Regions from separate parts of the Homo sapiens genome. Here region 2 is linked to region 1. A link is a loop called in an ENCODE intact Hi-C map of the cell type or tissue named here. Cell type or tissue: body of pancreas. All regions are shown on one strand. Each heading gives the region's core, and the rest is flanking DNA. Links, peaks and the distances in the headings are about the cores only. Region 1 overlaps SERPINB10 (serpin family B member 10). Region 2 has its middle 14 kb from the start of SERPINB12.

The links. Peaks named below come from ENCODE experiments on the same cell type or tissue, not always from the same donor. Only the 100,000 strongest peaks of a DNase experiment are listed, where the experiment ranks them.
Region 2: a loop joins it to region 1, with 4 times the contacts of the local background. A loop is called at or near these places in 59 of 110 quality-filtered maps.

Annotation. Positions count from the first base shown.
Region 1 is chr18:63,926,497-63,943,526 of GRCh38, reverse strand. It overlaps SERPINB10 (serpin family B member 10), which reads right to left. Exons shown (of 8, transcript NM_005024.3): 6 at 13,340-13,482; 7 at 10,324-10,479; 8 at 7,416-8,689. The coding sequence ends at 8,285. Among named protein-coding and RNA genes, the nearest start is that of HMSD, 14 kb to the left of the region's middle. RefSeq lists an enhancer at 2,831-3,331. In body of pancreas, for the core only: a CTCF peak has its summit at 7,187 (motif pointing right); a DNase peak (open chromatin) is centred at 7,206; H3K4me3 peaks cover 329 bases.
Region 2 is chr18:63,519,992-63,537,021 of GRCh38, reverse strand. It overlaps a transcript of SERPINB12 not described here. Among named protein-coding and RNA genes, the nearest start is that of SERPINB12, 14 kb to the left of the region's middle. In body of pancreas, for the core only: no CTCF peak of the experiment used is centred there; a DNase peak (open chromatin) is centred at 7,701.

The DNA of each region.
Region 1 (17,030 bases), core at 3,943-11,942:
CCTTCAGTTCTGCTCTGATCTTAGTTATTTCTTGCCTTCTGCTAGCTTTTGAATGTGTTTGCTCTTGCTTCTCTAGTTCTTTTAATTGTGATTTTAGGGTGTCAATTTTAGATCTTTCCTGCTTTCTCTTGTGGGCATTTAGTGCTATAAATTTCCCTCTACACACTGCTTTAAATGTGTGCCAGAGATTCTGGTATGTTGTGTCTTTGCTCTCATTGGTTTGAAAGAACCTATTTATTTCTGCTTTCATTTCATTATGCACCCAGATGTCATTCAGGAGCAGGTTGTTCTGTTTCCATGTAGTTGAGCAGTTTTGAGTGAGTTTCTTAATCCTGAGTTCTAGTTTGATTGCACTGTGGTCTGAGAGACAGTTTGTTATAATTTCCGTTCTTTTACATTTGCTGAGGAGTGCTTTATTTCCAACTATGTGGTCAATTTTGGAATAATTGTGATGTGGTGCTGAGAAGAATGTATATTCTGTTGATTTGGGGTGGAGAGTTCTGTAGATGTGTATTAGGTCTGCTTGGTGCAGAGCTGAGTTCAATTCCTGGATATCCTTGTTAACTTTCTGTCTCGTTGATCTGTCTAATATTGACAGTGGGGTGTTAAATCTCTCATTATTATTGTGTGGGAGTCTAAGTCTCTTTGTAGGTCTCTAAGGACTTGCTTTATGAATCTGGTTGCTCCTGTATTGGGTGCATATATATTTAGGATAGGTAGCTCCTCTTGTTGAATTGATCCCTTTACCATTATGTAATGGCCTTCTTTGTCTCTTCTGATCTTTGTTGGTATAAAGTCTCTTTTATCAGAGACTAGGATTGCAACCCCTTCTTTTTTTGTTGTTTTGCATTTGCTTGGTAGATCTTCCTCCATCCCTTTATTTTGAGCCTATGTGTGTCTCTGCACATGAGATGGCTCTTCTGAATATAGCACACTGATGGGTCTTCACTCTTTATACAATTTGCTAGTCTGTGTCTTTTAATTGGAGCATTTAGCCCATTTACATTTAAGGTTAATACTGTTATGTGTTAATTTGATCCTGTCATTATAATATTAGCTGGTTATTTTGCTCGTTAGTTGATGCAGTTCCTTCCTAGCATCGATGGTCTTTACAATTTGGCATGTTTTTGCAGTGGCTGGTACTGGTTGTTCCTTTCCATGTTTAGTGCTTCCTTCAGGAGCTCTTGTAAGGCAGGCCTGGTGGTGACAAAATCGCTCAGCATTTGCTTGTCTGTAAAGGATTTTATTTCTCCTGCACTTATGAAGCTTAGTTTGGCTGGATATGAAATTCTGGGTTGAAAATTATTTTCTTTAAGAATGTTGACTATTGGCCCCTACTCTCTTCTGGCTTGTAGAGTTTCTGCCAAGAGATCCACTGTTAGTCTGATGGGCTTCCCTTTGTGGGTAACCCAACCTTTCTCTCTGGCTGCCCTTAACATGTTTTCCTTCATTTCTACTTTGGTGAATCTGACAATTATGTGTCTTGGAGTTGCTCTTCTCGAGGAGTATATTTGTGGCATTCTCTGTATTTCCTGAATTTGATTGTTGGCCTGCCTTACTAGGTTGGGGAAGTTCTCCTGGATAATATCCTGCAGAGTGTTTTCCAACTTGGTTCCATTTTCCCTGTCACTTTCAGGTACACCAATCAGATGTAGATTTGGTCTTTTCACATAGTCCTATATTTCTTGGAGGCTTTGTTTGTTTTTTCTTACTGTTTTTTTCTCTAAACTTCTCTTTTCGCTTCATTTCATTCATTCGATCTTCAATCACTTATACCCTTTCTTCCAGTTGATCAAATCAGCATGTCTCATGTGCATGTGTCATGTAGTTCTCGTGCCATGATTTTCAGCTCCATTAGGTCATTTAAGGTTTTCTCTACGCTGTTTATTCTAGTTAGCCATTCGTCTAATCTTTTTTCAAGGTTTTTAGCTTCTTTGCGATGGGTTTGAACATCCTCCTTTAGCTCGGAGAAGTTTGTTATTACCGATCATCTGAAGCCTTCTTCTCTCAACTTATCAAAGTCATTCTCCGTCCAGCTTTGTTCCCTTGCTGGCGAGGAGCTGCATTCCTTTGGAGGAGGAGAGGCACTCTAATTTTTAGAATTTTCAGCTTTTCTGCTCTGGTTTCTCCCTATCTTTGTGGTTTTAGCTACCTTTGGTCTTTGATGATGGTGACGTGCAGGTGGGGTTTTGGTATAGATGTCCTTTCTCTTTGTTAGTTTTCCTTCTAACAGTGAAGACCCTCAGCTGCAGGTCTGTTGGAGTTTGCTGGAGGTCCACTCCAGACCCTGTTTGCCTGGGTACCACCAGCAGAGGCTGCCAAACAGCAAATATTGCAGAATGGCAAATGCTGCTGCCTGATCTTGCCTCTGAAAGCTTTATCTCAGACGGGCACCAGGCCGTATGAGGTGTCAGTTGGCCTCTACTGGGAGGTGCCTCCCAGTTAGGCTATTTGGGGGTCAGGAATCCACTTGAGGAGGCAGTCTGTCCGTTCTCAGATCTCAAACTCCGTGTTGGGAGAACCACTACTCTCTTCAAAGCTGTCAGACAGGGATGTTTAAGTCTGCAGAAGTTTCTGCTGCCTTTGGTCATCTATGCCCTGCCCCTAGAGGTGGAGTCTACAGAGACAGTCAGGGCTCCTTGAGCTGTGGTGGGCTCTTCCCAGTTTGAGCCTCCTGGTGGCTTTGTTTACCTACTCAAGCCTCAGCAATGGCGGGCACCCCTCCCCCAGCCTCGCTACCACCTTGCAGTTCGATTTCAGACTGCTGTGCTAGCAGCGAGCGAGCCTCCGTGGGCGTGGGACCCTCCCAGCCAGTCGCGGGATATAATCTCCTAGTGTGCCATTTGCTAAGACCATTGGAAAAGTGCAGTATTAGGATGGGAGTGACCCGATTTTCCAGGTGCCGTCTGTCACGGCTTCCCTTCGCTAGGAAAGGGAATTCCCTGACCAATTGCGCTTCCCGGGTGAGGTGATGCCCCACCCTGCTTCAGCTTACACTCAGTGGGCTGCACCAACTGTCCTGCACCCACTGTCCAACAAGCCTCAGTGAGATAAACCCGGAACCTCAGTTGAAAATGCAGAAATCACCCATCTTCTGCGTTGCTCACACTAGGAGCTGTAGACTGGAGCTGTTCCTATTGGACCATCTTGGAACCTGATCTCTCCTAAGTTTTGTATTTTTAGTAGAGACAGGATTTCACCATGTTGGCCAGGATAGTCCCAGTCTCTTGACCTTATGATCCACCGGCCTCCGCCTCCCAAAGTGCTAGGATTACAGGCGTGAGCCACCACGCCCGGCCATATCTTCAAATATCTTAGTGGAGGGTCAAGCACTGAGGCTGGAACATATTTTTCCGGCACTCAGCAACCCGCGCCTCAGCTTACAGACTGGTAACAACCAAGTGGTGAAGAAGATTCCTTATCTCTAGTGGCTTCCATTCCCTGAACTGAAATAATAGATCTGGAATTGAAGAAAATTCACAGTCCATCAATATAAATGCAAATTGCTTTTTTCTCCCCCTTACTGGAATTTCATGGAAAAATTCTGAATAAATTTACCTCTCTTGTTCCCACAGTTAAGAATCAAAATAATTCATTTTTGAGGGAAAAGGACTCAGCGATGCAATGAGGCCATGCTCTCCTGCTCCACTCTAGATTTCTATTGTACTGTTTTAAAAAGAGAAAAAGTGATTGTATTTTTTAAACCACAGACCATCTTTTACATTTAGATGCTTAGATATTTTCTAAATCCTTCCCACATCAAATCTTTTCATCCCTTGAAATCCCTTCTTCACTAAATAACAGATTTGGGAAACAATATAAACAAACCATTTACTAGTTGTCCATAACTTCATTTATTAGACTTTTATTGTACTGAGCACTGCAACAGGCCATAAGGAAGTTAAGAAACAAAACTAAATAAAATATGTACCTTCTTTTTCTCTGTATCTCAGATGAATGGGAAAGACAGGTTGTATTTACAATAGAGTGGACAGCGGCTTTAATGGAGCAGGTACACAGCAGTATGAGAAGAGAATGATGGAAACAGTAGCTCTGGGGACTCGGGATGAATCCACAGTAGCATCAGTTGAGCTGAGTCTTATAGGATGAGTGACTTTACAGATGGAGAGTGGAGAAAGAATATGTTAGGCAGAGGGGACATATTTCTAAAATGTGGTTGTGAAAAGGTTTGTAGCAGGTGAAGAATGGGTATATTTTGAGGGTGGAATAGAAGGTGTATACTGGGGAGTGGCACATGGTGACATTGAATGAGGTTAAACCCAGTCAGTAGGTCAAGCCTAAACTGGGAAAGATTCTGTCTGCCATTCTAAGAAATTTGGGGCTTATTCTTTGAGCAATGGAAAACCATTATAGAATTAAAACCAGAGAAGTGGCATGATAGCATGATTTATTGATTTCTCTCTCTCTCTCTCTCTCTCTCTCTCTGTCTGATTTACTTTAATGTCAATACTTAGGATGCAGGAGGAGACCAGAACACAAGTATTTTGGGCCTAAGCCCAGACAGTAGCAATGCTGATGCCAAGAACTCATTAGAAGGCAGAAATCACAGGAGCTAATGACCAAGTTGATTTTGGGGGAGAGGGCAAGGAAAAGAGCAGATTACTATATGACTTAGTTTTTTAACATACATAATTGGATAAATGATGACCTTATTAACAGAGAGAGAGAACATGGGGGAAAGGAGTAGCAAGTAAAAATGCCTGGAGACAGAAGTAAAGACTAAGGTATGGTGTAGAGGCACCAAGTGAAGTTTCAGGAGACACAAATTGGCCCAGGCAGCTTGCATATAAATAAGACATTGGTCTGATGAAAGAAGCCTAGATGATGATGCCAATATTTATTTATTTAGAGATAAGGTCTTTACTCTGTCTTCCAGGCTGGAGTGCAGTGGCACAATCATGGCTCACTGCAGCTTTGGCCTCCTAGGCCTAAGTGATCCTCCCTCAGCCTCCCAAGTAGCTGGGATCACAGACATGCACCACCATGCCCGGCTAATTTTTTTTTCTCTTTTGTAGAAACAGGGTCTCACTATGTTGCCCAGGCTGATCTCGAACTCCTGAGCTCAAGTGACCCTCTCACCTTTGCCTCCCAAAGCGCTGTGATTACAGAAATGAGCCACCATGCCCAGCAATGCCAACATTTAAGATATGGCTTCAGAAAGAGGACATAGCAAAAAGGATGTAAAAAAGGAGAAGATACAGAAAAAGCTGGACAAAGAAAAAGAAGGAGGTGAATAGTATCAGCAGCTGCTACTAGAGGAAAAGGAACATTAAGATTGAAGAGAGCCCACTTCTCAGTATTCTAGTCACTACTTACCTTAGTGAGAGTGGTTGGGATAAAAATCAAATTGAATTGGATTGAGATATAAAAGGGAAAAGTGAAGACAGCCCTCTTCGACTACTCTTTCAAGAAACCTAGCCATGAGGAACTAGAGAGAGCATGCTGTCTACAGATAGAGGGAAGCTGGAACAAGGATAGTATGGTAAGGACAGATGGCATTTACCATGTCTTTTGCCTTCTGAATAGTGACAATCAGAAACAGCAGGTAAAATACTAGGAAATTAGGGAAATGTCTTTGATTTAATGAAAAACCTAAACTAAAAAATGTATGGAAGAGCTGTTTAAAAAGGAGGATGGACAGGACCTGGGGATTGTTGGGTAGGAGGGTGAGGAAGGAGAAAGCTGGCATGATTTGCAGACTTACTGACTTGGACAAGCCAGTGAATGGCAGTGACAATAAGCAAGATTGGGGAAAGAGGAAACTGAATGAATTTGGAAGAGAAAATGAATTTCGTTTTTGACATGCTAAGGTTATATGGAAAGTTCAGGGGAAGTTTGGGAGGCAAAGGTGGGAAGGTCACTTGAGCTCAGGAGTTCGAGACCAGCCTGGGCAACATAATGAGACCCTTTCTCTACAAAAAAAGAAAAACTTAGTGGTCCTCAACAAATCGATATAGTTGAAGTCACGGGAATGGAGTGATTTTCCAGAGGGTGTGTGAAGAGCACCAGAGCCCTAAGAACGCCAAAATATAAGCGGTCAATAGAGGAAAAAAGAGCCGGAAAAAGACACTTGGAGAGGCAAGAGAGGCACAGAAAGAACTAGATAAGAGAGTTACTGAAAACAACAAATAAAAGGAGGAGGACTTTTGAGGAGGAAGTTGAGCAGTTTGGGGAGATGACCAGGTTCATATGGGATCACAGAGTGCGTGGCCATAGTTAAGTGGCAGTAAAAGTGCCTAGATTCGAGCGGGTGTAGAATCTTGTGGGTTGGGGGTTAGCCGGGCATCTAGGAGGAACTGAAAGCTGCAGATGTGTGGACAGATGATGGTGCAGGTACCGATGACCAGGAAGCTGAGCCAGATGCTGAAATCCGGAGATGTCGGGAAAAGAGCAGAGGCTCCCGTGTGGTCTAGGAGCTGAGTCAGACGGAGAAATACAGGGCTCGGAGTCCCTGAAAGCAACAGGTAACTTCAGGCCCTAAAATTGGGGTAGCCCCGGCCTCGAGGTGATCCCTGCCCGAGCCTAGCGCCGGTTCTGGGCCAGGGCGCGTGGGGTGTAGGAGCGATGGGCGATGCTACCCGTAGCTCCGTGGAGAGATGGGGCCGGTGAGGCATCCCTAGGGCCACCCCCCCCAACTCCGGGGGGAGTTCCTTCCTCCGGGCTCTGAGCACCAGCTGATGGCGCCCTCCTGAGCCCCTGCCTCCCCACACCGTGTTCTTCCCTTCCGCGCTGGCCTTGCGGGAACTCGCCCGCCCCTGCTAGGGCTCCGCCCCACGGGCGGGCGTGGGTTTCACTCGGAAGCTCTTTCAAGGATTCTGCGCCGCTTGCATTCTGCGGGGCTGGACTGTGTCCGCGGAAGCTCCCCCATCCCCTCAGCCAACCCCGTGCTCCCCTCGAGGGCTCCTGGGAGGACTGGGCTGGCAGCGGGGGTGGGGGTCGCAGGATGCCACGGGTAGGAGGTCATGGGGGGAGGATCACCTTGATGTCCACTTCGGGGAGAGAAGGGTCAAGGGACACCTCATACACCCTAAGGAGACCATCTATTAGTTCCCGCCATAGCGCCCCGTTTATTTCCGTCACCTCACCGATCACCAGCTGTAATTAGAATTAGGTGTTGTTGAGGCTGTGGTTCGCTCTCCACGTCCACTAGAATTAGTCACCAGGAGGTGGCAGCCGAGGCACACCGCGTTCCCCCGCCCTGGACCAGTGTTAGAGGCGACGCGCTCAGGCCTTCTGTGCGGACCCGGAAGGAAGGTCAGGTCCCGGGGCCCGAAAGGAAGAGGCAGCAGCCGAGGATGGGCGCCCAGGAGGAGGAACGCGCGCTGCATTGCGCTCGCCGGGGCTAAGGCTACTGGGGGATGTTGGTATTGAGTATTTCAGCCATCCATAATGACTATTTTTAATAAAACTTTTATTTTGGAATAATTTTAGATTGGCAGAAGAGGTGCAGAGATAATACAGCTAATTCTCATATACTCCAGTACAGTTTCCCCAAGTGATAACATCTTACATGACCACGGTACATTTGTCAAAACTAGGGCACCAACATTGAGAGATTGCTACTAGCTAAACTTCAAATTTCATTTGGATTTCACTAGTTTTTTAAGCTAATGTCAATATAAGTATTTTTTAAATAGCAGAAAAAGGGGGTTTAGTTTTACAATCATAATTTATGAGCCACCAAAATGATTTTTTTGAGACAGGGTCTTGCTCTGTTGCCCAGGTTGGAGTGCACTGGTGTGATCTTGGCTCACTGCAGTCTCAACCTCCTGGGCTCAAGCAATCCTCCTACCTCAGCCTCCTGAGTAGCTGGGAACACAGGTGTGCACCACCATGCCGGGCTAAATTTTTGATCAAAACGATATTCTTGAGAAACTTCGTATTTATCAATATCATATCACCTTTATAAAGATTTTTTTTCATTTAATGATGTATATGAAATATATGATAACAAGTATCATGGATATTGCAAGTGATCAAGAATTGTAAGGCATTCAGTTGAATAGCATAGTACTTCTGAAATGTAAATGAAAGTCACATTAGACAAAATGTTAACGTGTTAAAAATAAAAATCGTCATTCTCTCCAGCTGTACAGATATGACAGGATCATTAGAATGCATTATTTCAAGATCTATTTACTTATATTCAAATGTGAAAAAGGTTTAGACTACAAACTCATTTTTGTGAAAATTGTGCTTTTCCATCTCATGGTACATTTTTCACACTGTAAGATGGTCTTGTTTGTTGAGAGATATGCAGGATTTAGGGGGAGCATAATCTTCCATAAAAAAGAATGGTGTTGGTTTTATTGTGCCTGATGAAGAAGAGGAATGGGTGATTTGCATTGAATTCAATGGATGGGACTCTAATTCGTATATCTATCTCACTCCCACTGCCAGCTGCAGCTTCAGTACCTTGTTCATTTATTTCCACAAAAGCCTTATGGAAAACATTGGACAAAAATAGGTTTCTTGCTGAAGACATTCCTGAGAAATCAGCTTTGCTTTGGCTGAAGGCATCACTCATCCCCATACTGCTCAGGGTTGACTTGAGATCATAACTGTCTTCCAGCTTGAACTTGGGAAGGTGTAGCTGCACTTCATACAACTCCATCATGTCTGCACTGGTCCACTCATTCAGCTTCTCATAGGTGATGGCCTTTTCCAGCTGCCCATTTGGAACCAAGAAAGAAAGAATCAGTAATTCCAAAGTGGAATGAAAAACAGTAGTAGAGAGAGCACCCTAGGAATTACATAGGTGAATTATGATCACTCCCGTTACTCAGGGTGACAACACACACACATCTGGAAATCCTTTGGTTGTATAATGTTGACCTTCAAAATCTTTTTTCTGCAGATTAATTGCTATCCGGATATAGGAGAATTAGAGTTTAATTCAAAATGGAAGTACTTCTGCTATAGTATGCAAGACATCAGCTATACACTCAAATACATAAATATAAATATACATTTAGATGTTAGCTATACAAAAGCATATACTCTAGTTCAAGTTGTAAGCCAAGGCACAAAAAATCTTGTTTATCGACATGGGAGACAGCTCTTTGAAAACAAAATTTGGAATAAAATAACACGTCTATACTCTAATCAAAACAACGTGAGATTAATAATTATAGACTAAGTCAAAAAAGAAAGAAAAGATAAGAAAATCCTCCAAATCTCAAAAGTAATTATTTTACAGTGAGTTTAAGGATGCTTTCCCTCTTCTTTATATTTTAAATTTTTAAAATGATAAATATGTGTGTACATACTATATATGTATGTATATATGTATACACAAAAATACACATGTATATATGTGTATGTTTGATTTTTTAAATGACATGTTTGTTTCAATGCACATGCATCTTCTAGACGGAAGTTTTGGCTGTCAATGGCATACCTGTAAACCACTTACATTAATAACATGACAGTATCTTCAGCTCAGGAAATTGCACTTCTAGGTTTTTATCTTACAAGGGCTTGACTCTGATGGTTATTTGTCCACACTGGTTTTATTTTCACTATCCTCTCCAGTTTCACAAATTTTATGACATAATTTGGAAATATTTTCTACATACTAGTAGGATCGTGGAAACTTATAAGTATTAAGAGTCTGACACATGTGAAAAATTAGACACTGTGCAAAGAAAGACAGGCCATCCGTTGCATGAGACTCATGTTCAGTTTAGGCATGCAAATTGCTCAGAAGCATGGTTTGACAAAAGTTGTGTCCAGATTAATAGAAATTTAGCTGGTAAACAGCTTAAATAATTCTTGAAGACAGTATTGATAGAGACTTTTTCTCCTGAAGGTTGCTTACTTGATAAAAATGTTCAACAAATAAGTTTTGGAAGACAGCTTGATGTCTGCGTACGTGTGTGTATACTAATGCAAATGGTTAAAATATTAATTTCAAATTACATAGGTCCTACCAGAGGGAAACCTAGACTGATTGAAAGATGGTTATGATCAATCCACACAGTTCTGTGACTGACAAGGTATATTTGTATCTGTTGTACATGTGGCTATGTGTGTGATGACCCCAGGCTGGAGCTGTCTATACATTGCCTAACCTTTCTGAGGAACAGTAATATTAATTTTATAGAGTGTTGTAAAGTTTAAATAATATTGTGAAGGTGAAGTGCCTAGAACTCAAGGTACATTGGTGACCTTTCTCTATAGGAATTAAATAATAGGGAGAACATTCTTCCTGAGGACAATTGGGAGAAACCTTGGCCAAGCAGTTCTTTTCTTAGTAAACACTGGAAACACCCTCACATCAGACACACTGATGTTATTTACCTGTTCCAGCCCATTAATGTCTTCTGGCAGTAGTATAAGCAGGCTGAGGTCACGGCTTTTGTAGTAGAGTTGAAGGCCCACTGCTTTTGGCTTTTCTATGTGAAAAATGTGAAGCTTTTTCTTCATAAACATCATTTGCACTGGTTTGCTTGTAGTCTAAAAAAAACAAAAAAACAAAAAAACAGGTAACAAGGTCATTGAAGAAGTATTCCACCAACTCCTTAATTCTCTACCATCATTGGCTCTCAGTTGGTGAAACTGCTGATTCTCTGCTAAATGCTGAATAAAGTTATCCAGACCTTCCTTTATGGAAATATCTGTTCCACTGAAAAGTATCAGCAATAGCAGATATGTGAGTTTCTGTTTCTAACACAACTGTGGTAACCTCTATAAATCACAGCAACATGTATTAAATCAAACTCTTAATATATGATCTTGTGTAAATTATGGAAATGCCAATAATCCAAAAACTAAGGCATATTTTACATGAAAATATTTGAGAAAGTATTTTAGTATTATAAAAATTGACATTCACTAAGAGAATGCAAAGACAAGCAATAGATGAGCAGAAAATATTTGCAAAACATATGAGACAATAATAAAAACTCAACAAATAATAAAAAACTCAACAATAATAAAACAAACAAGCCAGTTTTTTTAAATGGGCAAAAGATCTAAGAAACACCTCACAAAGAAGACATACAGCACATGAAAAATGCTCAATCATATGTCACTAGGAGATTGCAAATTACACACGGCTACTAGAATGGCTAAAATATGAAACACCAAATGCTGATGACGATATGAAGCAACAGGCACTGTCATTTACTGCTGGTGGGAACGCACAGTGGCACAGCCACTTTGGAAAACAGTTGGGCAGTTTCTTACTAAGTTAACCTAGTCTTACCATACGATGCAGCAATTTTGTTCCTAGGTATTTACTCAAATGTGTTAAAAACAGTGTCCACAGAAAAACTTGCACACAGTGTAGTATTTATAGAAAATTTATTTATTATTGCCAAAAAATTGGAAGGAACTAAGATGTGCTTCAATAGGTGAATGGATAACAAACTGTGGTACAATTGTACCCTAAAATATTATTCAGCAATAAAACAAAAAGATCTATGAAGCCCTGAAAAGACATGGAGGAACATTAAATTCATAGTGAATGGAGCCAGCCTCAAAAGGCTACGTGCTGTATGATTACAACTATGTGACATTCCAGAAAAGCCAAAACTGTACAAACAAAAAAAGATCAGTGGCTGTCAGGAATTTAGGGGGAATGGATGAACAGGTGAAGCACAGGGCACTTTTAGGGCAGTGAAACTATTCGGAATGCCATTGTAATGGTGGCTACGTGATATTGAACATTTTCAAAATCCATAGAACAGTACGACATCAAGAGTGGACCCAAATGTAAACTATAGATTTTAGTTAATAATGATGTATCAATATTAGATCATCAATTATAACAAATATGCCACACTAATGTAAGATGTTAATAATAAGGGAAACTGTGTGTGTGTTGAAGGGGGGACATATGAGAGCCCTATACTTCGTGCACAATTTTTTCTGTAAACCTAAAAATGCTCTAAAAATCAAGCTTATTTTAAAATAAGACCAATTGCCAAATGAAAGCAAAACAAACACCCCTGCAACTTAGATGTTGTAGACATATGTTACTTTTCCATTCTATGTCGAACTGTCCATCACAAAGCCCCACCGTATGCTAAGGTGGTGGCCATACGACAAGGGCTGTTTACTGCGAGTACTCTAGCATACTGTGGTTGTTTCCAGAGAGAGCCCATGAATGGCCCCAACCAGAGCCCTCCTAGAACTAATGGCAAACACTTTCTCTGTCTACTAGAGTTGTGAAGCTTGAAGACTGAATATGAGGCAACCATATTCCCTGATCATTATTAGAGAATGAGAGTAGCAACTAGAGAGAAAAAGAGAAAGAGACAGCATGAGAATGAACTGGGATTATGTGTTGAGACTCTAAATACCCCAATCACTCACTCCTGGACTTCCCAGTTTTTTGTCACCTCAGCTAATTCCAATACAATTCCCATTTTGCCAGAGCTAGTTTGGAATACTTTTCTATCACTTGCAACTGAAAATTTCCAGTGAATATATAAACCCAGGTAACTATCCAGCTCACTTCTCGTTAACCTACTCGATTATGTGTTCAGTTTCTTCCCCATCCTCACCCCACTGATTGAGAAATACCTATTGCACACATTCATTACAGCCATAGTTCCACAGCAGCACTGTTTGTGGCCTATCCCTAGACTAAACAACTGTAACAAACCTTGGTCAACTAGTTCCTTTCCTAGGAATTTGGAATGGGATTTTCCAACTGGTCTCTAGAATGGCGAAGGTCCTGTGAGTAGCTATGTTCTGTCATTGTGAACTGGGAAGCAGAGAAAGTTAGACCACAACCTGAGAGAAGAATGATGGTAGAAACAGAGTTGAAAAAATAGAGGAAAAAATCCTGACAACATTTAAGTCCTTGTTTCCAATCAGGTCCCAAGGCCCAGCCACACTCCAGCCCATTCACGAGAGTCAAATCTATAACCTTACTTTAGTCTCCGTTTTTATTGCTTTTACTTATGTAAGGGTAAGAATTTGGTAGAAGTTAGTACTGGTTTAGCAGGGCAGGTACAGAACTTGCAGTGAGGACTCTTAGGTTCTTGTTCTGGACTGCTTCTAACTCAGGCATGCCTCCAGTCACTTGGCCACACTATATTTCTCACCTAGGAAATAAATATGAAAACTACCCTACCCAGCTCACATGGGTGGCAAGGACTGAGTGATTGTATATTCAGAGAAAAACAAGGACAGGGGAATTTCAATGAATTCCCCATGGAACTGAAGGCTTTTAGCCCAGCCATCACTTCCCTGGTAAGAGCCATAGTTCACTAGAACATACAATCTAAAAGAAGAGTGAATTTATAAGAGAATCACTTGTACAATGCCATGTGAAAATCCAAACTGATCTTTAAAAATTTCCTACCTCGTTTATTCTAAAAGGCTTTTCTGTGGTGTTTTGCACTAAGAATTGATGTTCCCAGATTCCTTTAAAGTATAGGGCGTTCACCAGAATCATCCTGGTTGTGGAATCCACAGAGTCATCAGGCAGGAGATTCTGGATTTTACCTGTAAGAACAAAAGGCAGGTTGCAAATGACTTGTAGAAATATGTATATTTTAACTAAAGACAACCAGGCTTCTATTTTTTCTGGAACTATAAAAGTTTTCTTTAAAAGTCCTGGTTTTTGATTTTCTGGAAATGGACAAGTACTATTCCTGTCCAGAATAGCTGCTGTGAATAAATAGAGAAACCCTGAAGAAATAATATGCTGGACTGTCAGTAAGCATTATTCCACATAAAGTACAAATTTGCATTTTAATTATAAAAACTTCCCTGTAATATAAGTTGATTTGTAACCCTATTTCTTTTTTTTTTTCTTTTTTTTTTTTTTTTTTTTTGCACTTTAGCTAAAGATTTTTTATTTCCAGAAAATTACAACTACTTGACTAACAACTCTTTGCACCTACTGATTTAGGTTGGACAACTTGTGAAACATAGTGGTAAAAAAGGAAGTTACTTCTCTACTTCAAGGTTTCCAAGTTTGTGGTAGAAATCTAAAGAACATTTCTCTTAGCACTACCTCTGGGCAAGACACTTGTGCTAAAATGTCCTTCTTTTTCTCTGTACCTTTATGTCATTGTTAATATACTCTATTCATCATTTCCCCTCCTCTACTCTTAGAGTATAAATCAAGATCTGTAAAATTGCTCAATAACAGGACTTAACTGCCCTGGAGGAAGAAGGGATTTTTCTTTCCTTTTTGAAATTCAGAGGGGGAAATGGTGGCATTTAAACTCCTGCCAAAAATTTTAAATTTCTAACAAAAAAATAAAATAAATACTCTTGAAAATTAATTCATATGAACCTTTATTTTCCTTCAAAATTTACTGGCTAAAATGATGGAAAAAATATATACATATATGGAGATTAAGAGAAGGTGGAAAGCTGTAATTAGATAGGGTTTGAGTTTTGGCATTTCGTATTTGTAGCTGTTGGAAAGACTTTCTGTAGGACTCTCTGGTATTTGGTATCCAAGAGATACTATGGTTCATATGTTCATCCATAATCATACTAAAAAGAGCCAAGTATTGTCACAAAAGCAGGTTTAGCTGGGTTTCTCACCAAATTGATTTACATGTGAACATGGAAAGTTCACATAGGCCACCGAAATTGAAATCTCCTTAAGCTGATAAGCAACTTCAGCAAAGTCTCAGGATACAAAATCAATGTACAAAAATCACAAGCATTCTTATACACCAACAACAGACAGAGAGCCAAATCATGAGTGAACTCCCATTCACAATTGCTTCAAAGAGAATAAAATACCTAGGAATCCAACTTACAAGGGATGTCAAGGACCTCTTCAAGGAGAACTACAAACCACTGCTCAAGGAAATAAAAGAGGATACAAACAAATGGAAGAACATTCCATGTTCATGGGTAGGAAGAATCAATATCGTGAAAACGGCCATACTGCCCAAGGTCATTTACAGATTCAATGTACCCCTATTTCGAGGGGACTGAAATACTTCCTTCTTTTTCACTTCTGTTTGTAGCCACAAACCGTGAGCTGCTCTGATTAACATCTGAAAGGCTGTGCCAATGTTTTCCTGTTGCCCAAAATATTGCTGTGTGCAATTGCTTCTATCAGATTGTTATAGTTACAACTTAAACTGATATTTGGCTATCAACCCCGAATACATTCTCTCCAAACTCTCTAATAAAGCACCTTGAACGATTTATAAAAATACGTCAAATATATATCTCTCGAATCAGGTATTATAGGTTTGCTCTAGAGGCACATGTTTGATAACTGAGGTAGATAAAACTGGATTGAGAAGAACCTCTTGGCCAACCCAGCTTCACTCTGCAACAGACACTACTCAGAATAAAGGGCTGATCTTTTAAACTGCCAAAATACAGACATGGGAAAGCTGTTAAAATTATAAGAGACAGCTTGTGGCACTTAATTTAAAAAATAATTTTCCAGGAAAATATTAATAGAATCTCAAGAAATAGTAGAAAATCTGAAAAAAAAAATTAAACATGATTGAAATTGTACAACTCTCAAGTGATTACCTCCCGTGGAAACAGCATCAACCCCAGACATGTAGACAGGTAAATTCTTTTCAACCTTCAAGTAAATGATAAATCTCTACACTATTCACACAGTTTCAAAGCACAAAATAGAAAATTCTCTGATTACTTTTATCAAGCTGGCATATACCTAGTATAAAAATGACAAGAAAGCACAAAATTCCCATCCGTAAACCCATTTCTCTTGTGAATATAAACAAATAAACCCTAAATTACATTTTAGTAAATAAATCTAATTAATATACATTAGGAATGCAAGAAACATATATTAGGAAATCTATTAATGTAGCGTGTTGCTGATATGGCCTGAATATTTGTGTTCCTCCAAAATTCATATGTTGGAACCTAATGTTCAGTGTGATAGAATTAACAGGTGGGGCCTTTGGGAAAGGATTAGATCAGGAGGGCTCTGCCCTCATGAATAGGATTAGTGTCCTTATAAAGGGATTGAGGGAGCCTGTTTGCCCCCTCCACTATGCGATGACAATGAGAAGGTGTCACTTTGGAATTATAGAGCAAGCCCTAGCCACACGCTGAATCTCCTGGCACCTTGATTGCGGACTTCCCAGCTTCCAGAACTGTGAGCAATAAGTTTCTATTATTTATAAATTACCCAGTCTAAGATGTTTTGTTATAGCAGCTGTAATGGACTGAGACAATTGCTTTGATGACTGATAGGAGAAAAAAATCATAACATCATCTGCAAAAATACTTTTGATCTTCAACCTTCATTTCTAATTTTAAAATGATGACTTTGTAAATTAAAATGAAGAATACTTCTATAATATTAAAAATAATATTTTTCTTCAACAAACCCATAATAATGCTAACCCAGAAACATTAGTGGTATTTATGGCCTGCTATGACTACCGTTATTTAACATTTTTCTCAAAATACTAAGTAAAGCAAAAAAAATTAGATGAGATATTATATAAAAGGAAGAGACAAAATTATTATTTGCAAATAATAAGGAAAGCAAGGAGAATCAACTAAAAAACAATGAAAACTAATAAGAAGTTCTTTTAGGTGCTGTTACACTATTACGCTAAAAATTATCTTCTTATCTTCTAACAATAAACAATTAGAAAATGATATAATTACATCCTAGTGATACACCACATTTATAATAATTATGCTTATAAAATATCGTTAAATGATAACATCTTATATACACCACTGATCCAAACCAGGAAGTTAACATTAATAGAATATTATTGACAGGTCATATTTAAATTTCATCAGTTGTTTTAATAAAGTCCTTTTTTTCTGGGTTAGAAATCAATACAAGACCTTGCATTGCATTTAGTTGTAATTTCTTCTTATTCACCTTTAATCTGGAACAGTTTCTCACTCATTCATTGTCTTTCATGACCTTGACACCTTTAAGAAAGACTTCCCATTTGTTTTGTAGAATTCTCCTGAATTCCCAGTTTAGGTTTGTCTGATGTTTAATCAAGATAATATTCAAGTTATGCATTTTTGTGAGAGTATCACCGTGGTGGGTTGAATTGTGTCCC
Region 2 (17,030 bases), core at 4,585-12,584, 410 kb after region 1:
GGTTTTATTTTTAACTTTTTATTTTTAGTCTACCAAGAATTTATTTTGGTCTACGATGTGAGGTAGGGATTTAAATAAATTGTTTCCCCTAAATACCCAGCCAATATTCCCAGCACTATATGAATTACCAACTCCTCCTTTGATTGGCATTGCTTCTCTTACCATCTAATTAGTTTATATATGTGATAAAGTTAAAACATTTATAAAATAATACTATTATTATTTGTAAAACAAATTATTGTGATAGGTGAATGAAATAATTTATGTATATAAAATACACCATGTAGTACCTAGCACACAAATGCTCTCAACAAAGAGATTAGTTATTTTAGACCAATGGAGATCATCGTTCTGTCCAATCTAACCAATCCTCATTGGGTGAAATGGATGGGGAATGGAAAGAGAAGAATTTTTAGTCAATCTGTGCTTCTTTCATGAGAATAGAAAAAAGGAAGTCATCTTCTCTCTATAAGAAAGACAATTTCTTCTAATATCAATTCCTATAAATTTGCCAAAAATGGCAAAAAGTGGAATCACCTTGTTTTATTTTGCATTTTTTATTAGTTATAAGTTAAGCATCTAATCATATTCATTGGCAATTGTAGGTTATTTCTTTTTCTGTGTCTTTCTATCCATTAATAATTTTTAAAATTGAGTAATTTATATTTTCTTATTGATTCGTACATCCTCTTTTGTTGTTATAAATATTAACTGTACCTATTGTAAATGTTCTTCCATTTTTGTCATTTGACATTTAAATATGGTTATTTCTTTCAAAACGTATGATTTTAATTTTTATTAAATCAAGTCTGTCTTTTTCTTTATGAATTTTTTGAAAGAACTGTTTCTTTTTTATTTTTGCTTGTAATTAATTTCAAATGTATAGAATGTTGTGGGAATACTTAAAAGAACTATATATACCATTTATCCAGATTTACCAATTATTAACATTTTGTCTCATTTGTTTTACAATTCTCTCTATATATACAATATTTATATGTTCTGAATACATATAAATATTTTACATAGAGAGAAAATATATATACACACATATATAGCAACTTATTCCTCAATAGTTCTGAATACATATATATACACACACATCTATGTAACTTATTCATCAATAGTCATGAATACATATATATATGCATGTGTATGTGTGTATATATGTGTGTGTGTATATTTATATATGTATTCAGAACTACTGATGAATAAGTTGCATACATCCTGTCTATTAGCTCTAAATATTTTGTCATTCATTTCCTAAGGAAAACGGCATGCTCTTACCCAACCATAGCACAAGTACTGAAATCTGGAAATGTAACATAATCCACAGTTCATAGTTCATATTCCAATGTCACCAGTTATCCCAAAAATGTCTTTTATGTCCAGTTTTCTCAGTCCAGGATCCAACCCAGGATTGTACATTGCATTTAGTTGTCATATCTTTTTTGTCTTCTAATCTAGGGAAGTTTCTGTGCCTTTCTTTGACTTTCATGGAATTAACATTTTGACGGGTAAGGGCCAGTTATTTTATAAAATGTCCCTTAGTTTGGGGTATTATTTTTAAGTTTCCTCATGATTAGATTCGAGTTACGCATTTTTGGCAAGCACAATGCCTGAGCTATCTCGGGGCATCACCTCGGGAGGCATATCATGTTCCTTTTTCCCATTCTACCTTTGATCATTCTACTTTTGATCATTTGGTTGGGTGATGTCTTGTAGATTTCTCCATTGTAAAGTTATTACTGCCCCTTTTATTGGATAAATACGAAGGAGGAAGATATTTTGAGACTGTAGCTATGCTTGCCCTCATCAAACATTTTCAAATGTTAGCATCCACTAATGATTTTTGCTTGAATCAATGACTACCATAATGTTTTAAAAGTTATTTTCTAACCAGTATTCTCTCTATATTTATTAGTTGGTAACCTGGAAAACTGTTCTGAAAAATCCATAAACCATTAGCAATATTCTGACTGAGCATAGTTTGTCTATATTTTGCTTTCCATCTCTCATCTAAAATATTTTAAGAAAAATATTCTTCCTTTGAGACATTTACTCTGCTCATGGTAAATCTAAGGGTGTTCCACATGCATACGTGCCTGTGGTCTGCACTCTTTTGTTGGTCATAATGTGTTGTGAATGAGACCATGTTCTGCAGTTTCAATTTCCAAATAGGTTCGATCACAGGAAAACAGCTTCCTCCTCCACCCAATCATTATACCAGAAGCCACAAAGACAAATGTGTTATTGCAAAGTGTCACCACTACTGGAAAAGCAACTCATAAAACAAGTACTGACGGCTACAGAGAAACTATATTAGAATGGAAATGAGTACAAATTACCAGGGAGTCTGCTTGATCCGGTTTCTCCTAAACATCTATTCTTTCTACCAGGAAAAAAGAAAAAAAAGTTTGTGAATTTCAGGTTATTTCCACGTTCCACTAGATTAAAGCCTCAGAAATCAAGTCTACAATCTGTATCAGCAGAGTCTAGCTTTTCTGTGCTGGCCAATATCATGCCGGTTCATGAAAAGTTCATAAAACAATTGTATGAGTACTAAGTAATTCAGATTCAGAAAATCTGGTCCTTTTGTGTGATAAATAATACAATAAGGCAGCAAGGACATAGCTGACAAATTCAGGGCCCTTTAACTTTAGTAACTCCCCACAAGTACCCACAGATAATTGTTAGGTGTTTTTTTGTTTTGTTTTGTTTTGTTTTGTTTTTTAATGTGTTGTCTCCTTATAAAACAGACTATCAATTGCTACTAGCCTTACAATTGCTTTTGATGAGTGTGTTCTTTATTTTTAGATTCTAAGACTGTCAGTGAAGCCACATTAATTTAAAAATATTGGTGAGGAATTTTTCAACAAGGCCTGTGAGTTGAGTGACAGGGATTAATTTTTAAAATCATGCCATAAAACAAGCCAGAATCAAGTCTAGGACAAGTAAGACTGGAAGCAGTAGGATGTGTCATTGTGATTTCAAACTCTACCCAGAGCAGTGTTTGTGCATCCCAAAACTACCTCACAAAACAGATTTGTTCTCTGGAGATGATATACATTCTTGAAGAATTCAACCTATTCCCATTTAGTCAGTAATTCTCTTTATGCCTATTTCTCAGCCCCAAAATTTCAAAAAGTTTACATCTAGGAAAATATGAGGGATGGAAAAAAATCTCCCCTTCTCCAAATATGTTTATTTCCCACATGCACATGTGGATTTCTGTAATTCTAAGCTTGTAGATGTATTCCTTTGGCGATGAAAGTTCAAGAGGTGGGAGGGTACACATAAAGGGAGGTGGGAAAACACCAGAGTTACAAATATTCTATTATAGATAGTGTTGTGCAAACTAATCTCTAAAATCCTGGCTCTGGGTCAGCAGTGAAAGATATCAGCACCTATTCATTACAGTCAGGAGGGAATCTGGATTAACATGTTTTCAAAAGGATTAAAACTATGCCTCTGTTCCATTATCTGCAAAATTAAAGGGTTGGATAAATGAAACTCTAAGACTGCTCTCAGCTCTGCTCTTCTATAATTTCAGACTCGGCATTAAGTGTAATTGGGTGCCATATTTGTTCACATGAGAATTGTATGGGAGGACAGTGGACTAACTGGTAATCATATCAAATTGTCAAGGTTGAAAGATCTGATTGAATATCATAGTCAGGATTCAACCTTCTTACACATTCCCAACCACCAGAACTTAAGTTCGATTCATTCATTAAGAAATACGAGGCCGGGCGTGGTGGCTCATGCCTGTAATCCCAATATTTTGGGAGGCCAAGGTGGGCGGATCACGAGGTTAGGGGTTCCAGACCAGCCTGGCCAACATGGTGAAACCCCGTCTCTACTAAAAATACAAGAATTAGCCAGGCATGGTGGTGGGCGCCTGTAATCCCAGCTATTCAGGAGGATGAGGCAGGAGAATCCCTAGAACCCGGGAGGTGGAGTTGCTGTGAGCTGAGATTGCGCCACTGCACTCCAGCCTGGACAACAGAGCAAGATTCTGTCTCGAAAAAAAAGAAGAAGAAACATGAAAGGAGTACTTACTAGGTACCAAAGATTTACATAATAAAAAGCTTCTATTACCTGTTAGGTCAAGTTTTTCAGGCTCAGAAAGGTATAGGAACCCACTACAAACATATTCTGGTCTAAAAACAAGAATGGCGATGGGGTTTGCTTCTGCTGCTGTTGTTGTTTTCCTTACTTTTCAACTAGATTCATCAAACATCACTCAGAAGCCAGAATTAGTACCACCTGATCTGTGGACACACCCTGAGAGGTTAGCAACCCCTCAGCAAACTCCTACTGAACTTCAAGAATCATTTGCATCTACCATAGAGACAACCTCTTTAATCTCAAACAACCTGCTCTTGAAGATGAGTCAGAGCAAGTAAGACAAAACCGTAGAGTAGGTAAAATCTGTCCAAAACTTTCATCTCCTCCTCCAAAATCCCCACTGCTCCTATAGACATACAGTCCAGGGCTACATCACATAATACCCACTTCCTTAATCAGCATTCTCTTGCTGTACCCCAAACCCCCAACATTCAGGCCCCAACCAGAAACTGACCTCTGCCTCACTCCCACAGAAGTGGAAGATGTCAACTAGCTGGTGTGATAAACTAGTGATAAGTGAAAACTTACTATAACCTACGTGGCCTTCTCTAGATGTCCCTGGCCTTGACAGACAACCATTAAAATATCTATGGGGAGTATTTTCAACCATGTGAAAGAGGATGTCAGGGTCCTAGCAACTGTAAGTACAAGGCTGGAGATAAGCAACCCCTGAGTCTCTTGAACTAAAATGTATGATTGTGTCCTATATCTGTGTAGGGTGTCTACCACTGAAAGGATGTCTGCAGTCTTCCCTAGTAGAAAATAAGGTACAAGGAGGCAAAAGTATGAGCTAGAGTCCAAGTGGTCTTGAAATCCATCTGATAGGTTTGTATTAATACAATGATACTATTCCTAAGATCTTGGAAATGCCCAATGATCCTATTTCCCAAGATCTTGGAAATAACTATTTAAATCAGTGGGAATTATGTGATTACATGGTTACCTTATTATGGGAAGTAACAGTCATCCCTAAACCATACTGGCTAGAGGGGCTCAAGTCATGATCTCACAATGCCCTGGGTGCCACAGTTTGGATTAAAATTTTCCTCAACCATATTTAAATAACAGCATTTCCCCAAATCACAGAAATGAAACTTTAATAAATACAATTATTTCATTGAAATAATGTCTTAAACCTTTGGCATTTGTTGCAAGTTATCTATATTAGGACTAGGTATAAGATGATATTTAATTTAGGAGAATGGAAAAACAAGTAACAAATATTTGTTGAATATTTACTATTGCCAGGCACTAAACTGAGTATTTTATTAGTTTATGTCACTTAACCCTCAGTAGGAGACAGGGAATATTATCTCAATTTTACTGATTAGGAAATGGAAACTCAGAGAGGTGAAGTGACTTGCTGAGGTCTCTGAACTCTAAATAGGGTAACTCAAACCCGTATCTTTCCTACTCTTAAATCTTTACTGCCTCAAAAACTATTTGCCTGTATTTACATCCAAAGAACAATGCTATCTGAGTTTGATAGTAAAAATTGCTCTGTGGTCCATCCCTGAATATTTGAGAAACACAGACGTGGCCCAGGTCTTTGACGTTTCTTGTACTTCCCTGTGAAGTTGGCACAAATTAGTAATCCAAATGTTGACTACAATTTAAGAAAGGCCACAGCAACTCAAGCTTAGTGATCTCAGGATCTATAAAGAAAGAGAAAATTAAATGACCCAAGTGAACTCTTCATCCATTTTTGTGTATGGATTCATAATTATCAACAATTGCTCATTGAGTTCTCTTGAGCATCTGGGGTTTGGCAAACTCCTGCACATTTAAGCAAGCAGGCTACACTCTTCAGGCTACAATGTTGTAATGAAAGATTTAGGTCTATTGGGCCTTGAGGAACTCTATGATTTTAAAGAATTGTTTTTTTCGAGCCATGCAGCATACACTTGAGGATTAATTATATTTCTTAGAACAAAAATAATTATGTGGAAGTGCCTGGCACTTAGTAGCTGGTCAGTAGGTGTTTATTAAATATGAAACTGAGTTTCTGAATGGTTCAAAGTCGGCCGCCTTGGTTAGGTTTTCCCAATTCGTTCTCCCCCTCTCTAACCTTCCCCTCCCTTTTAAAGATACGGTTGTAATTACTACCTTTCTGTGACATACTTCACTTAATTATGTACTTATCACCTATAAATCCTTGAAGGAGGGCCTGAGTGTGTGAGCACCATGTATTACACCATCTGTGGGCATCTGATAAGTACTCACGGCCTGATTATGTTGTCAAGCATAACTTGACATCGGGCATTGAGGCAACTCTGAAAGTAAGATATCTCTTCAAGGCAGCAGTGGGACAGCCACCTGACTTTCATCTATTGTTTTGATTGATTCCAACAGTCGTTTAAAGAAGTATCATTCTAGGTCAAGAAGTAGAAGCAAGCCCTGAATCCAATAGAAGGAAGTTCTTCCTCTGCTTCAAAAGCTGAGATATGGAAGTTTGGGGGGAAGGTGGGTCTAGACCTGGGCATCATGTGGCATTCCTTAGAAAAATGGCTGCAAGTGTGTATACATTAACAAACATCAGCACCAAAATGGCAGTGTAACTGTAGAGAGTCCAGGCCTATGGTGGTGTGGTCTTTTTGTAACTGAGAATACTAATCAGGGCAAAGACATCTCCCACCCTATCCTCAAAACACTATCCTTGTGCCAGCAATACTGGCTTCAGCCTTAGGTCACCAAAGAGCTTTGCTTCAGTGGACAGGGATGCCCTACCACTGAAGAGCAACCTGGCTGGGACATTACATACCCAGGTCACCCAGATCATTTACCAATGAAGGAAGTCATGTACCTCGTGCCTGTGTTTGAACAGGGACAGTGACCACAGCAATAGAATGAGACCCCCTCCACAGACTTAGATAGCTTTTTTCCCTCAATATTATAGTATTCTAGTAATCACAATGATTCCTGGGAGCAAGTATGCATCTTGTAGGTTTTTTAATTGTCATGGGAAGGAGTTTCTGAAAAAGGGAAGAAAAACATTACATAATAAGTAAGATGATTAATAAGAGTTCTTTAATTTGAACAGAGTGGATAAAAGGAACCTAGTCTTGTGCCCCAATCAATAAACAAAACATCAGTTTTTAAATGATAAATTATTTTATTTTTTAATTGGCATAATTACGTTTCACTGGTTTAAACACCTCTCCCACCCCAAACTATACATACAGGTAGGTACACACACACACACACATACACAGCACTCCACCAGTTTATGCAGTAAAGTTATGAAAGAATATTCCAATACATGATTTTAAATGAAGTGCTGACATCTGGGCCAGTAGAAAACTGTCAACACATCAAACCTAGCACATCCAAACTGAATTCAATCTATTTACTCCAAGCTGGCTTTTATCTGTGCAAGTTGTCAGAATCAAAATGGAGTCACCTGTACCAATCCCTGACAAAACGCAGCCTGGGAAAGCCATGAAGATAGGTTCTCACACACATATGCCTGATAACAAGAACTATCACCAAAGACTCTCCAAAACCACAGCTGTGCATACAGGCCATCAAAACCTTAGAAAACACTTCGTTGGGGGCATCTGTCCAGCAACCGCCTGACCAACCTTGGACTGATGCCATCCTTGCTATTGATTCTTGTAGCCAAAGATAACGGATTCAAGGCAACTTACATAATCCTCCTTGTTTTGCCTTCAAAAACTTCCCCTTGCCTGAACCTCTTTGAATACACATGTAATTTACTAAGACACATGTATTCCCATTGCAATGCTACTCCTGAATAAATATTTTTATTTAGAGAATTTTCCTCTCTGTTTGTTATTTAGTCTGACATCATAGTGTCCAGAAGCAGGATAGAGTGAGCTCGCCTCACATGGATCAATGGCCCCTGGAACTGAGTGTGGTCCCAGCAGAGCCCTTTGCACTATCTACTTCCAGGAGTTGCCTTTTCTACCCTGATGAATCTCCTCTCTGATTCTTGCACTCCCTCCTTTTGATGAGTTCTTTTGACTTTATTTGGGATCTTCTCTTTTGGTATAAGACTGCCTTAAATGAAGGACCCTGCATCCCTCTTGAGACTATAAAGTCTTTTTTGGCAAGCCCTTTCTGATATAAAGACAAGTGTCCTTTTGGAGAGTACTCTAGCTTCTACTGAATTTACATTCCATTTGTGAGGACCTCATTTTTTTCCGGTGAATTCAGTTTGGGATCTTTTTACATGCCTAAGTTATTTTTGTTTGGTCTGCTTGCCTGGTCTAAAATTTTTGTGAGCACTCTTTGATTTCATCTTGGTTTGGCCACACATGTCTGTAAATTATCCGGCTATTTTACTTTTTTCCCCTTACCTCATTTCTGAACATCTCCCAAAAGTAAAAATGAACATTCCATATGGTAGGCACAAGATGGCCAAAATTAAAAGACACTAGGGCAGTATCCACCATCTAAAACATTAGTCCAAACCCCTGACATGGCCTGATAGGATTTATAGGATTTATTTATTTATTTATTTATTTATTTATTTATTGCTCTCAGAGATTAAGAAATGAAATGGGATTCTCAAATCTTGAGGCATGCCAACCTTTCTGTGACTCCAGCCAGCTATCTGTTCAAAATTTATGGTCCATTCTTGTATATATTTTTAATCAATGGACAAATTACACCAAGGATAATTTGTGGCTATTAAACAGATCATTCAAACTCCCTAAACTTATTTTTCTTAGAAGTTTCCTAGCTAATTCTCTATTACTGTATTAGTCCATTTTTATGGGGCTAATAAAGACATACCCAAGATGGGGTAATTTATAAAGAAAAAGAGGTTTAATAGACTTAAAATTCCATGTGGCTGGGAAGGCCTCACAATCATGGTGGAAGGCAAGAAGAAGCAAGTCACGTCTTACATGGCAATAGGCAAAGAGTGAGCTTGTGCAGGGAAACTCCCCCCGTATAAAACCATCAGATCTCATGAGACTTATTCACTATCATGAGAACAGCACGGGAAAGACCTTCCCCCATGATTCAATTACCTCTCACCAGATCCCTCCCACAACATATGGGAATTCAAGATGAGATTTGAGTGGGGACACAGCCAAACCATATCAATTACCTATTGATGTTGATTCTACTTGAGTAATTTTAATTCTATGTTTGTGAATTGCCTTTCTTAAAAACTTTCCCAGTTTGTTAAAGGAGTTCACACAGAATGGGAAACTATGCCCACTCCCTATCTAATTAATTTAGCAAACCAACTTGCCTACACTCTTGAGGAAGCTACTACAAAGAAAACCACTAAAACCCTTAAACTTCAATTACAGCAGATAGAAGCTCCCAGTATAAAAACTAGTATAAAAAAGCAGCTCACTGGAAAAAAAATATTGCCACAAAAGCAAAAGGTCCATGCAATCTTTCTCTCAGCTTCCACTTCCCCCACCAGAAGACCATTCTCAATGACAGCCTCTTGAGGAGTCATCCCTTTTAATGTAAATTTGGATTTGACTGTCTAATAATCACTTAGAGTAATGGAACTGTTATTTGAAGGATTGATAGTCTGAAAGGAAAGAACTAGATAAATGTTCTTATGAAAAGCTTCCAGGTCAAACAGGTCAATATCTTGAGCTCAGAGCTATAATATATCTCTGTCCAGCATAAAATTTACTTGGTCTGCCATAAAATAAAAGCAAATACATTTTTATAAAATGCTTCCCTGCCTGCATTGACTAGTCAAGCAAACCAGACCAGCAAACAAAGGAAAATTTGTTACTAAAATTTAAGACCACTTGGAGATGGTCTCGCACAATTCAGCCAATTCTAACTATAGTCATATACCGCATAACAACATTTCAGTCAACAACCGACCACATACAGGACTGAGGTTTCATACGATTATAATATGTATTTTTACTGTACCTTTTCTATGCTTAAATATGTTTAGATACACAAAAATATGCCATTGTGTTACAATTGCCTACAATATTCAGTACAGTTACATGCGGCACAGGTTTGTAGCAACAGGCAATACGATATGGCCTAGGTGTGTAGTGGCTATGCCATCTAGGTTCATGTAAATACACTCTATGATGTTCCTACAATGAGGAAATCATCTAATGACATATTTGTCAGAATGTATCCTCATCATTAAACAACACGTGACTGTAAAATGTAAACATTGAAAGAATTAATCTCTCAACTCACTTAAAATTGAAAAGAGAGGTGAAAACATGGTAAAATACTTTTTTACAACAAACTGTTTTATCCCAAGTATGGTCCACAGCCTTCATAAGATTATCAGGCAAATAAAAATCATAACGCTAAGCTATCAAGCAGGATAGATTTGTCCCATTTTGTCAGAAACACAATTTGGATAAAAATATAAAACAGTTAATGTCATGATTTTATTTTACTATATTTTACTGTCTTATGACTAAAATTCTAAGATGAAAGCTAGGGAAGATGGGCACCATGACTCACATCTGTAATCCCAACTACTCAGGATGCTGAGGTGGGAGGATCAGTAGAGTCCAGTAATTCAAGGCTGCAGTGAACTATGATCACACCACTGCACTCCAGCCTGGGCAACAGAGCAAGACTCCATCTCTAAAAATAAGTAAATAAGTATTAGTAAATAAATAAATAAAAAGGAAGCTAGGGAATCTGCTTCTGTATTTATGTTGTTTGTGTGTTTTCATGTTGTGTGTATGTAATAGCTTTCAACCAGAATTCATGAAAGAGCTCTAGTTAATTAATTAACTTAAAAGGAAAAAAATAAGTGTTTAAATCAAATATGTTACCAAAAATACAGCAACTAGCTCAAATGTTTTTAAGATCCATGATTTTTAAATTATTGATAATATAAAAATAGAAATGTCTTCAGAATTATCAGCATACATTTTTTCCTGGGTTTATTGGTCAGATGGGATTATATTTGTCTCCCCTAGATGTTTTAAAGTAATGAAAGTATAAATCCAGCTTAAAAACAAAATGATCTTTGTGTAAGTCTTTCATGAATAAGGCTAGTTTAATATTGTTAATTTAATGAAAATAGCTGTACCTTCTGAATTATTGGCAAAATACACACATATTTACTTTAAAGTTCTTACTTGGGTGATAAATGCCTGATATTTACAGGCTATAAAATCACTTAACAAAGAAATCACTTGAAATAATGACTCGACCTGTTGAATATTGCAGTTTTCATAAGTAATCTAGGTATAATTGTTTAAAAAAATAAATTTGGTAACTATAAGTTGGATAAATATTTATAAATAAACTTTTCATGTAATTTGAAATGTTAAAGTAATATTATGTTGAATTAAGTAATAGATACTCGTTAAGTGTCTGGGTCATTTCCAATATGAAAAATAAATTGCTGAACACAAGTACAAGTTTGTTCTTGACTTCTTAAATTTTATAGAACAACTAAATACATTTGACTCTATTAATAAAATTGTTAACTATTAAAAATTGTTGTATGAGAAGCTATGTTTCTAAAAATTATAAAATATGTATTTATAAGCTGTTGGTATAAGAATAAGAGTTCAAAACTGCTCACTTCTAAGGTTTCACTAGAAATTAAGGTTACTATGAGTAAAATTCCTAATTAGTATATACAATTCTGTACACAAAGTGTACCAGAAAGCTAAGATGTATTTTCGATGGGAAAAATTATAAGAAAGGCATAGAAAATGAGTTCTTTATTGTCTAAATCAGAGGTGATTTAATGGTTGTTTCAAAATACAGACTTAGAAAGGAAATAGAAACAACATAGAAAAAAACCAGTAAGCATGTGAGAAAGAAATTAAAAAATTATAGCTGTGAAAATACATTTTTGGTAACGAAGGTTAAAAACCAAAGAACTTTTCAAAATGGGAAGGGGGCCAGGCACAGTAGCTCACGCCTGTAATCCAGCACTTTGGGAGGCCGAGACTGGTAGATCACCTGAGGTCAGGAGTTCAAGACCAGCCTGGCCAACATGGCAAAACCCTGTCTCTTCTAAAAATACAAAAATCAGCTAGGCATGGTGGCACGTGCCTGTAATCCCAGCTACTGGAGTGGCTGAGACAAGAGACTCACTTGAACCCAGGAGGCTGAGGTTGCAGTGAGCCAAGATCATGCCGCTGCACTCCAGCCTGGGTGACAGAGCAAGACTGTCACGAAAAAAAAAAAAAAGGAAAGGGAAAGAGAAAAAAAAAGTAAATTTTTTGTCCTAAAATAAAATGACTGGTAAAAAGAAGTATAGCACAAAACTACAAAACTGAAGGTCCAAGCATGTTGTAGAAGTTCTGAGCACGTTGCAAATGTTTTATAAATAATAAATTTATAAAAGAAATTTTGGCCAGGCACAGTGGCTCACGCCAGTAATCCCAGCAATTTTAGGAGGCTGAAGCGGGTGGATCACTTGAGGTCAGGAGTTCAAGATCAGCCTGGCCAACGTGGTGGAACCCCATCTCTATTAAAAATGCAAAAATTAGCCGGGCATGGTGGTGTGCACCTGTAATCCCAGCTACTCAGGAGGCTGAGGCAGGAGAATTGCTTGACCCCAGGAGGCAGAGGTTGCAGTCAGCTGAGATCATGCCACTGCACTCCAGCCTGGGCAACAGAGTGAAACTGTCTCAAAAAGAAAAAAAAGAAAGAAAGAAATTTTGTGTGTAATCAATTTGGCTATAATTAAAGGAATCATTTAGAAGTTTTTCCAAAAATCGAGCATTAATATACTAATACGGAACTAGAATATTTTGGTCCCCTATGTTGGAATAACAAAATTTACTTAAAGTGTTGATCTTTTCTAGCAAAAAAAAAAGTTTTTCTTTTAATTCTGAATTTTTTTCAACCATTTTCTGAACTGCAACATCTTCTTGTTTTACAGTTTTTATTTCTGCCGTATTTCTTCCTGAGATCCATTTAATTTCCCTATTTAAGGTTGAGAATGCTGCCTTCTTCACTTAGAATGGCAATTTTATTTCTCAAGGTAGAATTTTCCTCTTGAAGCTTTTCAGATTCAATATCTTGGAAGTTCAACTTCCGTTGTATCCACAGCTTGTGATTTGCAAGTCACGCATCACTGCCTCCTGCTGTTTCTGTCCTTGAGAAAGTACCGCTTTTTGCTTGGCTGGGATGGTAATTCTCTCCTTCAACCTTCTCATCAGTTCCTATAACTTTTTTTTCCATTTATTAATCTGCTGCTGTGACCTGATGCTGAAATGTTTGTCCTGAAGGCTTAGAAAAGCAATGTTTTCTTCCAGTATAACTTGATTCTGTACTCTTGGCTTTTCTTGATCTGTCCGAATTGTGCTTGCATCCAGGCAATTTCAGGTGTCTTTACTTTTTCTAAAAGCCATACATTCCCCTGTTCAAGGTACTGGCTTTCTTGTTTATTTCTTCTGTCATATGGTGTACATTCATAACTTGGGCACAGACTCTTCCTGTGCTTGACTGAATTCAAGCACCTTTTCATCAGGTTTGACTTCCAGATTATCTAAACAAGCTTCCCATATGCGGAAGCAATCACGCTGAAGGAGGTTTGTTTCTTTACCTTTTAGTAATTGGCCTAGGAAACAAATATTTTGTCATTTCTTGTGCTTCATGTTGTCTTCATGAGTTTACTACTTAGGAAAAATGAACTTCGAAAGGGTTAAGGATTTTTCTTCTTACAGCCATGTGACTGTCTATATTTGCTTCTAAAGTCTTTTGAACATCACTTTGTTTAAATGAATGACTATTACTTCACAGTGACATGTTATCCCATTTTGATAAAGTGTTTTGAACCTTTTGACATTTTTGGCAGGCTTCCCCACAATCAAGTTCTAAATTAAATCTCTTTTTATCTCAAACTAACTTTGGGATGTTCCAGAGGACCCTGGAACATCTCAAAGTTTTATGGAAATGACATATTAAACTAAATTAGGCTGAATTAATATGTTGAATTATATGGGAAACATTATCAAATGATATCTGATGTTAGATTTTTATCTCAGTTACATTTATGAGTATGTTATTGATACGAATGTTCCAAAGTGATTCAAAATTCCTTAAAATCTAGCATGTCATCAGTTATAATTCTGGCTATCTTGTTGTATGCCACAAAAAAAAAATTTCTTATCAATTTCCAGATTTTTAACCATGGTTATTCTAAGTTTTTGTCATCCACAGTTATTGTTTTGATTCTTCTCTAAAGGCATCTGCAGTCAGATTCATGGCAAAGATTCTAACCAGTACTCTCGAATGCAGATTTCTAATAATGTTTAGATGATGGACTGAATAAAAATTTTCCTCAACTTTAAAGGAGAAACTGTTGAATTTGTGAAACTGCTAATCAAGATCAAGCAAAACAAAAAATTAATTACATGAAATTGAATAACTGATAAAGATTATGTTTTATGGCTTTTATTTGAAAACTATTGGCTCTTTATTTAAATGTTTTGCTTCCCAGATTTAAAGAAATTTTCTCTTTACCATTTTTCTCTTTATCTACAGCTTGCAATTTGGTAAAATATACTCTTGTGAACAAAAGTGGAAACATTTACTTTTTTTTGCTGATTGATCCCTCCAAAATTTGGAAACTATTTGTGAATGTTCTTATTTTTCTAGCAATAAGAATCTCCTCTTTTTATAAAAGGATACAATTGCAAGTGTTGGTTATATTACCAAGGTTTTGACTTAGATTTTAGTTTTAAGTTGTTTATACGTCCTGCAGACAAAGTCTGAAGTCTGCCTTGATTCGGTTTTCTAGCCTCAAGGGGTTTTTTAATCTGAAATTACCATGTGGTCAATCATTACTCTTGTCACACTATGTAAATGATCAGGTAAAATTTGATAAAAACTAAACTTATTTTACAAACAAATTAGTCTTATTTTGATTATCTGTGATAAAAATCAGGATTACTATAGAGAGAAAAACTATGTTTCTCTATAGCTATAATACGCTTTTCATTAGATTGTAGTCCTACCTATTGCTTTTGAGTTCTGGTTATCTACCTGTAGACTGAACTAGGTTCTGAATTATCTTACTTTCCTCCAATATCTAGCTGCAATGCTCCAACTAAGAACGATAACTGGTCTGTTCCTGAAGCCCTGTAGCTGAAACTAAATGAATTTTAAGGGACAAGTCTCATGCCTGATGTATGGGTCACACCAAAACTTCACTAGACCACCTAATTCCATTACTGGAGGTGTTCAGACTCCAAACCAGGACGAGGTATAGGCAGTTGACTGTTGTGGATGGCTTTTCTCACAGCGACAGAACAAAACTCCCAGCATAATGAGATTCTTACCCCTCTTAATTTTCCCTTGCTTGTGCCTACCTTTTTTTTGGGCAAGATAATGCTAAGTACAATCCTAGCAGACTAATGCTGGCCCAGTGCTTTGAGATGATAGCCAAGGCCTATGGAATAGACAAAAACTGAACTTGACAATGGACTCCAGGTCGACTTAGTCAAGAGCCACTCCTTCCAAACCTCCCTTGTTGCTCAAATGTTGCTAAAAGAATTTTGACCCGGACTCCTAGTCACCAGTCACTTCTCTCCAACAGAGGATCAGATCAGCAACCTGGGACAGGTCCACACTGACACTGAGGGATAACCAAAACTTATCAAGATGACTGATCGCTGATGCTTTCAGAGCAAAATCTTGATCAAAAGGGGGAAATGTGAACGTTGTCAGAATCAAATGGAGTCATTTATGTCAAGCCTTGACAAAATGGAGCCAGAGAAGGCAAGAAGGGATTTTTTTCATACACATACACCTGATAACAAGAAGTATCACAAAAGACTCTGCAAAAGCCATAACTTTGCACAAAGGACATCACAACCTCACACAAAAAAATTCCTTATACAAGGACATCTGTCCACCAACTGCCTGTTTAACATTGGACTGATGCCACCCTTGGTATTGATTCTTGTAGCCAAGGATAATTAATTCAAAACAACTTATGTAATCCTCCTTATTTTACCTTTAAAAATTTCTCCTTGCCTCAACCTCTTTGAATACACACAGTTAGTTTACTATGATGCACATATTCCTATTGCAAGGCTACTGCGAAATAAATATCATTTTCTTTTGGAGAGTTTCCCTCTCTATGTGTTACTTAGTTTGACACCTTCTATTTGTCTTGTAGAATGGCCTCACCATCTGTTTATTCACTTCAGCTTAAAATGTTAGTTGTTGATTTCTCCTGTTTACCCACCCCTACCCACAACTGGGCTTCAAGATGCTTAGCTTCTACCTATCAAACTTCTCTACATTTTCTCCTCTGTGGTCTGGTTTTTCTACCACTGTCCTGGTTTATGCCTTCATTACTTTTATTCTATATCAGAGTCAACAGCCTCTGATCAGCTTTTCTTTCTCCTACTGAGTCCCCCAATTTCATTCAGTCTGTCTCCCCCTTGCAAGGACACCTGTTGACTCCTCAGCCAGCATGAAGGACAATCTCCTGGGGGTGGATGTCCAGCCTCTCCCCACCATGCATCTGTGACTCATTCTCCACTGACACATGCATTTCAGCTACACAGCCTCTTCTAGGCTCCCAAACACACCTTGCCCTTTCACTGTTCTTGCTTTTCCTTTCCTAGAAATAGCTTCCACCCCACCCTTAACCTGCCTGAGAAATCGTCATCATCCTCTAGGGCTGGGCAGAAGCATGGCTCCTGCCACCATTGTCCCGTCCTGGTAACACTTGTTCTCTGTGTGCTCCACAATTAAGGCATTACCAAGCCTGCACTGGGTGTGAGGCCATGCCCTGCTTATAGGGAGTAGGCCCAACCGAAAGGAAAAGGTTACTCATGGAACCTGTCTCTGAGGAAGAGCAAGAGCCTCACACCTGAAAACAGAGCTGAGGGTGAAGGCCCTGGTTTGGACTACAGAAGATTCCCAGGGGCAAAGGGACAGATTCCTGATGAGCGCGTTTCACATGGGGTACCTGTTCTAGAGATAGGCAG